2 separate regions of the Mus musculus genome follow, and region 1 is linked to region 2. Evidence: chromatin loops called from intact Hi-C (ENCODE). Cell type or tissue: heart. All regions are shown on one strand. Each heading gives the region's core, and the rest is flanking DNA. Links, peaks and the distances in the headings are about the cores only.

What was found. Peaks named below come from ENCODE experiments on the same cell type or tissue, not always from the same donor. Only the 100,000 strongest peaks of a DNase experiment are listed, where the experiment ranks them.
Region 1: a loop joins it to region 2, with 2.8 times the contacts of the local background. A loop is called at or near these places in 22 of 42 quality-filtered maps.

The regions. Positions count from the first base shown.
Region 1 is chr2:120,024,170-120,029,543 of GRCm38, forward strand. Mapkbp1 (mitogen-activated protein kinase binding protein 1) reads left to right here. Exons shown (of 30, transcript NM_011941.3): 29 at 349-434; 30 at 935-3,234. The coding sequence ends at 1,162. Jmjd7 (jumonji domain containing 7) reads left to right here and starts at 3,314. Exons shown (of 8, transcript NM_001114637.1): 1 at 3,314-3,407. The coding sequence starts at 3,344. Gm28042 (predicted gene, 28042) reads left to right here and starts at 3,314. Exons shown (of 27, transcript NR_104353.1): 1 at 3,314-3,407. In heart, for the core only: a CTCF peak has its summit at 3,273; DNase peaks (open chromatin) are centred at 392, 3,332 and 4,007; H3K4me3 peaks cover 1,822 bases; H3K27ac peaks cover 2,417 bases.
Region 2 is chr2:119,967,768-119,973,141 of GRCm38, forward strand. Mga (MAX gene associated) reads left to right here. Exons shown (of 24, transcript NM_013720.2): 24 at 1-1,814. It overlaps Mapkbp1 (mitogen-activated protein kinase binding protein 1), which reads left to right and starts at 4,932. Exons shown (of 30, transcript NM_011941.3): 1 at 4,932-5,374. The coding sequence starts at 5,285. In heart, for the core only: CTCF peaks have their summits at 2,982 (motif pointing right) and 4,723; a DNase peak (open chromatin) is centred at 4,614; H3K4me3 peaks cover 1,207 bases; H3K27ac peaks cover 882 bases.

The sequences.
Region 1 (5,374 bases), core at 200-5,199, 56 kb after region 2:
CATCCTTTCTGTCTCTGTTGGCTACTTTCTGGCTCTGTCCCATTTCTGTGTGCCTGGCCTTTGGTGTTTTTGTCCTGTCTGCTCCTGTCTTGGTCCATAAGTCACACCTCTGATGGTGAGACACTCTTGCCACCCTTCATAATCTCCCTGTGACCCAGTGAACCCTTTAGTCTGGATACTAGGGCTGGCTTTTCCTTCTAAACTTTGTGTGGTGTTGGGGAAGGTGTTGGAAGAAGGTGGGACAAGAGGCCAGGATTGTCGGCTGGTAGGGATTATAGCTCTGCTCTGAGAGCCCTGGGTTGGGATGCCTGAAAAAGCAGCAGGGCCTCACTGGTGTTTGTCCTTCAGAACTGGCCTTGAGTCTGCAACAGTGTGAACAGCTCGTGGCAGAGCTCCAGGGGAATGTACGCCAGGCAGTGGAGCTCTACCGAGCGGTGAGTATGGGGCAACCACTGTAGGCAACAACAGAGCTTCTTCTACACACTGGATGGAGAACTCAAGGGTATTCTGAGCATTGTAAAGGGGAGGGTCAGAAGCCAGGCCAGGCCTCTCAACCCCAGAATCTGTTGGTTATTTCTAGGCAAGAAACAGGGTCGTAGCGTAGAACACCATATTATTCAAGAAAATCCCAATTCATGGCTGTTATCTTTTTTTTTTATATCCCAAAATGGTTTGGGCACTTTAGATAGAAGAAACAATGTAACTGTCACATTTGAAAGAGTTGTTGGGAAAAGTTGTCAAGAAGTAGATGGTTCTAATAGTCTGGAGGGATCCTCATCTGGGCCACCCATCAGAGTGACTCTGGCCATCCTGATCTTGTGTGTAGAACTCCTAGGCAGTCCCTTCTACTGGGTGGGCAAGGCACTGGCAGAGCCCCTTTTCTATATTCCACTGTCTACTGCTCTCCAGCTCACTTTCAGTGTTCCTGTTGCAGGTGACCAGCTATAAGACACCTTCGGCAGAGCAAAGTCACATCACCCGTCTCCTGAGAGACACCTTCTCTTCGGTGCGACAGGAGCTCGAGGTTCTGGCTGGGGCGGTGCTGTCCAGCCCAGGTGGCAGCCCTGGGGCTGTGGGGGCTGAGCAGACGCAGGCCCTGTTGGAGCAATACTCCGAGCTACTGCTAAGAGCTGTGGAGCGGCGCATGGAGCGTAGACTCTGAGTTCCTGAAGCCTGTCCCAAGAGAAATGCTCTCCATTCCAAACTGTATCCCTGCTTCCACTCAAGAAAAGGTGGGAATGTCTGGAGTGGACAGCAGTGATCAGTGTTGAGAGGCAAAGCAGCCTTCCCAGCCGCCCTCATGGAGCCCCTGTATTTATTAATTTATTTCCCTGACTTTGCCTCACTTCCTTGGGACTCCTGCCTCTAAAGCCCAGCCTGGGGCTCACAGCAGGGCAAGTCTTGAGTCTACATCATCTTGGTGCTGTGAGGGGTAGGAGGGCAGCCTGCCTCCCCTGGGGACATCGGGAAGGGCTGGCCTTCTCTTCTTAGAAGCCATTTGAAGTTTCTGCAGGGATGAGCTCCCTGGGGCGGAGCATCCACAGGGTACTCTGGGATAGAGATGAAAGGTAATGTGGTATTTAGTGTCCTAAAGCCAACTGTAGACCTTTACCTCTACTCCCACACCAGCTGCACTCCCCTGCCTGCCAGAGCAGGGGTAGTTTCCCCCCAACTCCTGGCAGTGAGACAGCTGCCTGGCCTCCAGGGTATTCCCAGCCATTAGAAAACTTGAGTTGGTATCAGGAACTGAGCCCCCACATTCCAATCCCATGTTCCCTGCAAGAGAGCCCTAGTGTTTTTTCTGGCCCCATCCCTTTTCCCCCTTGTGGAGCTAGTTGTGGGATTTTTGCTGCAGGACAGTGAAACCCCTCTGCTGGGCAGACAGCAAAGCCTGGCCTACTTTCCTCAGCCCCTTAGGCTTCCTTGTTCTCTATCCCTGGTCCCCAGCAGACTGTTGAATCCCTGGGGACCACTTTCTCCCTACATCCTGGGCAATGCGCAATCAGAAACCTGTATTGGGAGTACCCTTATGGTTTACAGGGCACTGGCCCACCTTCCTAGAACCTTGGCCACACACACACACACACACACACACACACACACACACACACACACACACACACACACACACACACACACACACAAATCATATGCACAGTTGAGTGCTCATTTTAGAACACTTGCCTGGCTGGTATGCACCTGGTTTCCTCACATTTTTGCCTCAGCGTCACTAGCCTGGATTAATTGGAATTCTGATCCAGAAACACAAAAAGGGATGGGTACACTAAACACAAAAAGGGATGGATACACTAGACTGAAATTCTGGAGTTGTGGTGTCCACAGCCAGGCTGACCGGAGATGGCCTATGGGTCACCTGGCTCATGGAGGAGGCTCTTTTCAAAGGCAGTATTGAGTGCCCAGAAATACTGGACACTGGAGATTGTGGAATGAAGGCACTGGGCAAGAGACCACTGGAAAAGTAATAGCCGGACAGGTAGGTGGCAGAGGTAGGGATAGAGTTAAGGTAACGGTTAGAGAGTAGCAAAAAGAGAGAGAAGCTGTATGTTGGAAGAAGTGGTGAGGTGGTTGCAGAATTGGAGTGAGTATGTCTTTGGGCCTGGGCCCTCCTTTCCTCTGCATCAGGGAAGGCAGAGTAGTGACATTTCACCAGGTTTAGATAACACAAACCTGTCGAAACCTCAACGCCACTTCCCAGCTCTGAATGCAGAGGCTAGCAGGAAACTAGGTTTAATGGGTGCTTAGCTTTGTTGGTTCAACCTGAGTGTTGAGTATACCCAAACCATGTGAATACCCAAACCATGTGTTCCCATTTTTCTACCACACGCATAGTCAAACTCCTAGCCCAAAGAACCGAAGCCACTTGAGGTGGGCCCCTTGGCAGTGTGGGGGTTAGAAGTCGGCCCACTGCCCTGACCTCCACCAGGTTTTAGAGGTCTTTATGCCAGCCTGCCCTTCTAGAGAAAGCGCCACTACCCTGCATGGGTGGGGTCTTGTGGCCTGTGGCACTTTGTCCTCTTCTGCATGTCTGAGGCCACTGGCAATTGCTGCCCATGTCCAGATTTGTCCTATCCCAGTTTTGAAAGCCCCTTATTTATAACTTTTATACTGTGGCGCCTGTCTCCTCCCCGGCTGTACGGGGTGGGACTGTTTTAACGTTTCGTTTGTACGGATGTATGAAATTGTCAATAAACACAATCATTTGTTAACCTGCTAGCAAATTCTGAGAAGAGCGCCGCTTGTTGCACCTCCTAGAGGGCGGAAACGGGGGCGGGGCTGCGATCCTGGAGCGGAAATAGGGGCGGGTTCTTGTCCCGCGGCCGTCATGGCGGAGGCGGCTCTGGAGGCAGTTCGGAGGGCGTTGCAAGAGTTCCCGGCGGCGGCTCGCGGTGAGTGCACTCTCACAGGCAGCAGCGACCGCGCGAGGACAGCGCGGAGGGAGCCTGGGCACCCTGGAACTCAGTGTGCATGAGTGTCCGACCGGTGGCCACACAGTTTTGTGTGTACCCTTCTTTAGCTGGCGGACGGCTCCTTAGCTCAGGATCGCACGCCTGGCTGCCTTCGTGGGGTGCAGTTGTAGTTTTCAAGACCCAGCACAGCTCTGACGGTAGTCATGGTGCCATTCTCAAAGCCAGCGGGGTGCTGAGTCCCCGTGCGCTGCCATGCTATACTTTCACCTCAAACATCTCGGATGCTGGTGGGTTCTGAGGAGAGAAGCAGGCGACTTCCCTCGTTCATTCAGACTCCAAGCTTTGAGGATTGTAGGCAGCCGCCCAGTTGATCTTGTGTGTTTCCTTTCTTCTTCCTCTGGTCCTCACTACCCCATCATTAAACAAGCTGGAGAGATGGCTAAGTGGGTAGGTAAAGCTCTTAAGCACATGATGATCTGGGGTCACATCCCCAGCACTAACAGAAAACACTGGGTGTGGTGATGGTGGACTTCTGATGGGATTCCAGAGGTGGGAGGGAAAGGCAGGAGGACCCCAGGGGCTCCCTGGCCTGCCAGCTTAGCAACTGCTGAGCTCCAGGTTCAGTGACTTTGACTCAGAAAATAAAGTGGAGAATGGTATACACCTAATGTCAACGGCCTCCACACATGCATACACAGGCACACACCACACATGCGCACACCCACACACAGAGGGAGAGCAATTGATCAAGCACAATTTTGTCAATTTACCGGCTGTGTCACACACAGGTGGTTAGAGCAGTATTCTCAACCTATGAGGTCGAGACCCCAGAGCAGTCGCATGTCAGATATCCTGAACATCAGACATTTATCTTGTGACTCATAACTAGTAAAATCACAGTTATGAAGTAGCAACGAAATGATGTTACAGCCTAGGGTCACCACAACATGAGGAACTGTCTTAAAGGGTAGAGCATTAGGAAGCACTGCCCTGGAGGACGGTTGATGGGTCAGCTAAACCCTCAGAGCGGGTGTGCCTGCTATATCCAGGAAGCAGTGTGGACTGAGCTTGGAGCAGACTTTGTGTTTATGTTTATTTTTGTCAGTCAAATTCTTAACAGAATTGCTGGGTCAAAGGAATTGTTTGAAGTTCATTTTGAAGCTTTAGGGGAGAAAAACACCCACCCTCTAAAGGAAATGGTGAGCAAATAAAACCAGCATAATTATAGAAAACCCAAAGGCTGGAAAAGGGCAGGTTCAGGTCAGGTGATGGTGGCCCAGCACTCAGGAGTCAGAGGCAGGAGGATCTCTGTGGTTCCAGGCCAGCCTGGTCTGCAGAGTGAGTTCCAGGACAGCCAGGGCTACACAGAGAAACCCTGTCTCGAAAAACCAAAAAAAAAGAAACATGAAAAAAATACACAGGGTCAGGTAATGATAAATCTGTGGAGAAAAACTCGGCAAGGAGATAAAGATTGTTCCTAACAAGTGACAGTTTAAAAAGGGATGGTCAGGAAAAGAAGCCTGACATTGGACCCAGAGCACCAGAGGGAAAGCAAAGGTAGTTTTGAGAGACAACGGGTAGAATCAACAGGACTTAAAGACGCCCAGGCCCAGGGCCGGATTGGTATGGGGCAAAGCAACAGATACACACTCATACACACACAGGATGGCCTTGAGCTTGCTGATCTGATACTCCTGATGCCACCTTCCAGGTGATGGGTTTACAGATGTGAGCCTCCACATCAGTTTACACAGAGTCACTTAATGTCTCCATAGGTGTCACAGTGCATAAGTGTTGGCCCTAGATGGCCAAGCACGCTGCTGCTGGTCCGTGAGAGCAGAGCTCACTTCAGCCCCTACCTGTCTTCGAGTGTTGTCACTGGGCAGTTGCCTCCCTGCATAGACAGATGAGCCGTAAACTTGGTGAGATGGTGGTGGTGTCTTCTC
Region 2 (5,374 bases), core at 189-5,188:
GTGCCTGGTTGAAGAATTCTTTATGCCCTCAGACATATTTGAGAGAGGGTTCCATTGAAGAGATCTTTTCTGAAGCTTCTTGACTGGAAAGCTTTCGATCTGTCATTTGGGAAGACCTTTGGTATTCTAGTCCTTGTAGCATGTCTCAATTGGAACTTCAAGATTATGTACAATTTGATGGCAAATATTTGCTGTTCCATAGTGAGAATAGTTTCATAATACCACTGTCTTTATCTGCTGCCTTGGGGAACAACAGGACAGAAACACAATCTTATGTCTGGAGACAATAGGTGTTCTTTTTAAATTTGTGTGTATATATTGGCTGTGTGTGCCTTGTTGTGTACATGGAGCTTACAGGACAACTTTGTGGAGTTACTTCTACTTCTCTCCTACCAGGGATCCAACTCACATTGTCAAGCAATCACAGCAAACACTTTAACTTACTTGAGCCATCTTGACAGCTTCATTGGTCTTCTTAAGACAAGATGTTAAGGGGTTTCATACTTAACAGAGTCTTCTTATGGAAGTCTTTTAAACATTGAACTGTCCTGACTTAAGGGAGTTGACAGATCAAGTTTAGTTAGTTGTATAAACTTCATTAAAAGTGTTTACCTTATATACTTTTATGATAAAAGTTTTTTGTGCCCCCAGAATTGTGGATAAAATTAATAGTAGGCCTTTTTTACAGTTTTGAAAATGTTTTGAACAGAAAAGACAGTAGACATCTATACATCCATTTACTTGTTTGTTTTTTGAGATGGTCTCACTATGCAACCTATGGCCTGGGATTCTGTGGAGACCAAACTGGCCTTGAACTCACCAAGATCCACCTCCCTCTGCCTGCAGGGATTGAAGGCATATGCCCATCTTTATATTTTTTTTTATAAAATTCCATACATTTTTCCTGACTGTACCAGTTATTTCTAGTGGAATTGTGTGATCAGTGCATCTTGAAGACAAGTCTGCAAAGTAGCAATGCCACTTGTCTCTAATAGAATTAAGCCATGGACAGTGTAGGCAGCTTGTTTTCAGGAACTTAAAGGCTTATATCCTTATTTCTTTTTCTTTTTTCTTTCTTTCTTTCTTTCTTTTTTTTTTTTTTTTTTTTGGTTTTTCGAGACAGGGTTTCTCTGTATATCCCTGGCTGTCCTGGAACTCACTCTGTAGACCAGGCTGGCCTCGAACTCAGAAGTCCGCCTGCCTCTGCCTCCCGAGTGCTGGGATTAAAGGCGTGCGCCACCACGCCCGGCTTAGATCCTTATTTCATGGAGAGTCACTGGTACTTAAAGGATCAGAATAAACTGTTTGCACAGAATTGTTGCTTTTGAAGAAAGCACTTTTAAGGGTCCTTTAATAACTTAATGTATCATTGCTAATTAAAAGTCCTTCCCTCCCAAGTGTGATGACTGAAGTTGAATTCTTAGAAACTATGAATGCCAGCTGTGTAATCTCAGCACTGGAAAGGAGCAGACAGGGAGGATTCTTGGTATTCTCTGGCCAGCTAGTCTAGCCTAATGGGTTAGCTCAGGCCAACAAGAGACCTGTCCCAACAACTTGGCGACATTCATTAGAATTCGCTAGAAGTGGTCCTCTAGTCTCCATACCCACATACAAGTGCAGATGCACCTGCATGTACACAGAAATTAACTCATTTATCAATGACTTTAGTACATAGAAAATTAAAGCTCGGGTTGGTAAGATGACTTGTAAAGGTGCTTGTCAACACTGATGACCAAAGTTCAATCCCCAGAAACCATATAGTAGGGAAAAAAAAAACTTGTACCATGGTAATATGTGTACAACCCCCCCGCCGCAAAAAAGCAAAAAAACTGACCAGAACCACATAGTTAGACCTTGTCTCAAGGAAAAAAGACTTGATTCTATGCCTTTAATTCCTGCATTGGGAAGAACAGAGGCAGGTAAGTTCAAAGGTGACCTGGTCTACATAGTTTGAGGCTAGCCAGAGCTTCATAGTGAAGCTAAGGTAGGTAGAATTATTGCCTATTTATGATGAAAGTGAGCTAAAATGCATCTTGGAAATAAAATTATTTTCCTATGTACAATTTTTAAAACTATAATTTTAGCATATTTTAAACTGCTTTACAGAGATGGTGTTAAATGACAGCTACGAAGATATGGGTTAGGAGGCTAAACCAAACAAGGTGGAAATTTTGAGACATCCTAAACTATTAAATTCTGTCACTATAAACTTATAAAATGGACTTCCCCCCCCCCCCCACCAATGGGAAATCGGCCTTGGAAGCATTGACTTGAAATCCATTTTGTTTCCAACTGCACTCATTGGTCTCAGCTGTCTCGCAGTGCCTTGCATGTATAGGTGCTCAATAAATATTTGAACTGATGAGCAAGTGTTTATTCTAACATGTTAGTTTCCCAGGATCTCTGCACCTTGTTTACCTAGGATGAATTTTAAAATCGAATCTAATAATTCTAAGCAAGACCACTATAGCATTTTTGAAGCATCTGGAATTTTTAGAATCTGATAAAAACCATGCATACTTGTTTGGACATACACAATCAGAATGCTGTGTTTGGTCAGCTGTGTTTGGAGAGCAGGATGATACATTTGGGAGTAAAGAGATTGCTTCTCTTCACATTGCACTTGGACACGTTTTGAGGAATCTATGAAGCACAACACTATTCCCATACTAGCATCTTTTTTTTTTTTTTTGACCTTAGCTTGAAAACACCCAATTTCAAGAGTTTTGTTCCCTCATTAAACTTTCTCAACTTCAATGAGTCTCACCTTTAGATATGGAAAGCAAGTGCTTAGAGTTGCCTGTGCAGATCAGACCAGATGAAAATATTTCAGGAATGAAGGTGTCTTTAAGGAGCTAAGCCATAATAGCTTTGGGCGAGAAAGGACGGACACTTTGCAAACCCATAAAAGTGAAACAGATTGCCCAAAGAAAATATGATAAACCCGGTCAGAGAAGAGCAGGACCTGTAGTACACAAATTAAAACACCAGGTGGTGGCATTTGTTAGCAATGTACAGCAGCTTTGTGAGTAGGTCAAATCGCAGATGATTAATGGTGCCGAGTTAATATAGTTAGAGGTGATCATTCTTGTCTTCGGGTCTAGGCGGTAAAATTGGAAGTACCATTTTAGTTTCCTAAAATCTATAATGTGTGGCTTTAGGCGTCCAGTTGCTGTTGACATTTGTATCCAATACGTAGCTATATAGTACACAGGTACCTTCCTGTTTGAACACAGATTGTGCAAGTACCACTAAACTTTTTTGTTTGTTTTTTGTTTTTTCGAGACAGGGTTTCTCTGTATATCCCTGGCTGTCCTGGAACTCACTTTGTAGACCAGGCTGGCCTCGAACTCAGAAATCCGCCTGCCTCTGCCTCCCAAGAGCTGGGATTAAAGGCATGTCCCACCACCGCCCGGCCACTAAACCATTTTTTAAGGATCCTTCCCTCTAACTACCATTTTCCTCAGCAGTTCCTACGGTCTGGAATGGGGGACATGTCAGTGTACTGTTCTAGTTGGGTACAGGCCTTTTGGCTTAAGCTAGCCTTTTCAGAAGGCAGTTTTATTTTATTTAAAGAAATTATGTGTTTGGGTGTTTTGCTTGGTGCCTATGATGGAGGCCAAAAGAGGGAGACAAATCCCTGGGAACTGTTGTGATATGCCATAAGGGTGCTGGTAAATTAAACCTGAGTCTTATGAAAAGAAGCCAGCGCTCTTAATCACCAATCCATCTGTCCAGCGCTCCCCAACCCCCAAGGTAATTTCTTGAAGTAGTAGCTAGATGAAAAATTCTAGCCAACTTACAAATCTATGAAGCATGAGTATGTGGTATTTCCCCTATCTCCATGAGCTAGAACAAAACAAAACAAACAAAACCTGATAGCAGCAAACTTTGACATCGGTGTCAGCCCTAGGGGTGTTTGCAATTTTTGAAAAGACAGAAAAGATCTGGAGTAGCAAAAATACTGTTAATGCTGTTAACAGTATTTCTTGTTAAATGCTATAAGGACGTTGGCAGCTAAGGAAATGATGGATTATATCATGGGTGCCTTTTCAGTTCACAACCTACCCTAAGGCTCTATTTTGAGGCTTGAGTCTTCCATCACTGATAGATTAAGTTCAAAAGTGTGTAAATTGAGTTACTCTGCGTGAGTCATTGTGTTAGGCTGGCCGGAATCAGAAACGATTCCAACTGCGTTAAATCCCAGCACTTGGAATGGAAAGGAGTTCTTTTGGCAGCATCCCAAACCCCCCCCCTCCTTTTTTTTTTTTTTTTTTTTTTTTTTTATGAGTTAGGAATTAAATTTCAGCCGTAATCTCCTAGGCCCACCAAATATCAATCTTAGGCCTGGAGGCGTGGTTATCAAAGTTCTCTAAGAGGACCATGCCTGATAATACCGTAAAAGGCCAGGTTCTCTCAATTCTAAAGCAATATTACATTGACCTTCCTTTAGGAGCGGTACCCACAATTATACTGTGCAGAATCCGAGACCTCTGCGTTCTTGGTTCATTCCTTGGTTCCGCCCCCATAGGCATCAGTCGTCCAATCGGGAACCAATCTGCCACAGACCGCACCCCCTTTACTAGGCCCCGCCCTCCCAGCGCAGCTCGGCCCAGGCTCTAGTTCGCGTTTTGAGCCGCTGGTGCCACCATAGCTACTGCTGCGGCTGCGGCAGCAGAGCTGAAGCCGTCGATCGCGATGCCGGAGGGCGCTGTGAGCTGGGCCCCAGCGAACGGGGGCGCTGACGAGTAGTAGGGTTTCTGAAGTAGGCAGTGGGTGTGGGGGGCTAAAACGGAGCTCCCAAGACTCGGGTGCGGGAGGGAGCTTCTCGCATCGGCTCGGGCCAGCGTGAGCCCGGCGGCCAGCTCGGTGCTTCGGCCCCTTGCCCAGTGGCTTCGGAGGCCTCCTCCCTTGGACACCTCAGTTACCATGGGAACACTTGGGCTGTAACCGGCGCCCGACTGGTCACTAGTTCATCCGATTCTTCAGTTAAACGCCTCTGGCAGGTGTGGGCCTGACATTTCTTCACTCCAGGGGTCGTCCTCCCCTTGTAAAAAAAAATCTAGCAGGCTAGGGTGGGGATGGGGAGTGGGAAAGCGCAGGGCAATGCCCAGAGTAAGAGTTGGTGACAAGCAGAAGACACCTACTGTGATGATAAGGTTGCTTCTGCCATCTCAGGCCAGTGAAAGTGCATATCCGAAGGCTGTGTTGAACGAGAAGGCAGTACCGCTGTTGAGACAAGTCCAAAGGCTAGGCCAGGGACTGTCCTTAGGGGCTCCTCGTTATGATGGCTGGAGAAGGGTCAACCATTACTAGCCGTATCAAGAACTTGCTGAGGTCTCCATCCATCAAATTACGCAGAAGTAAAGCAGGA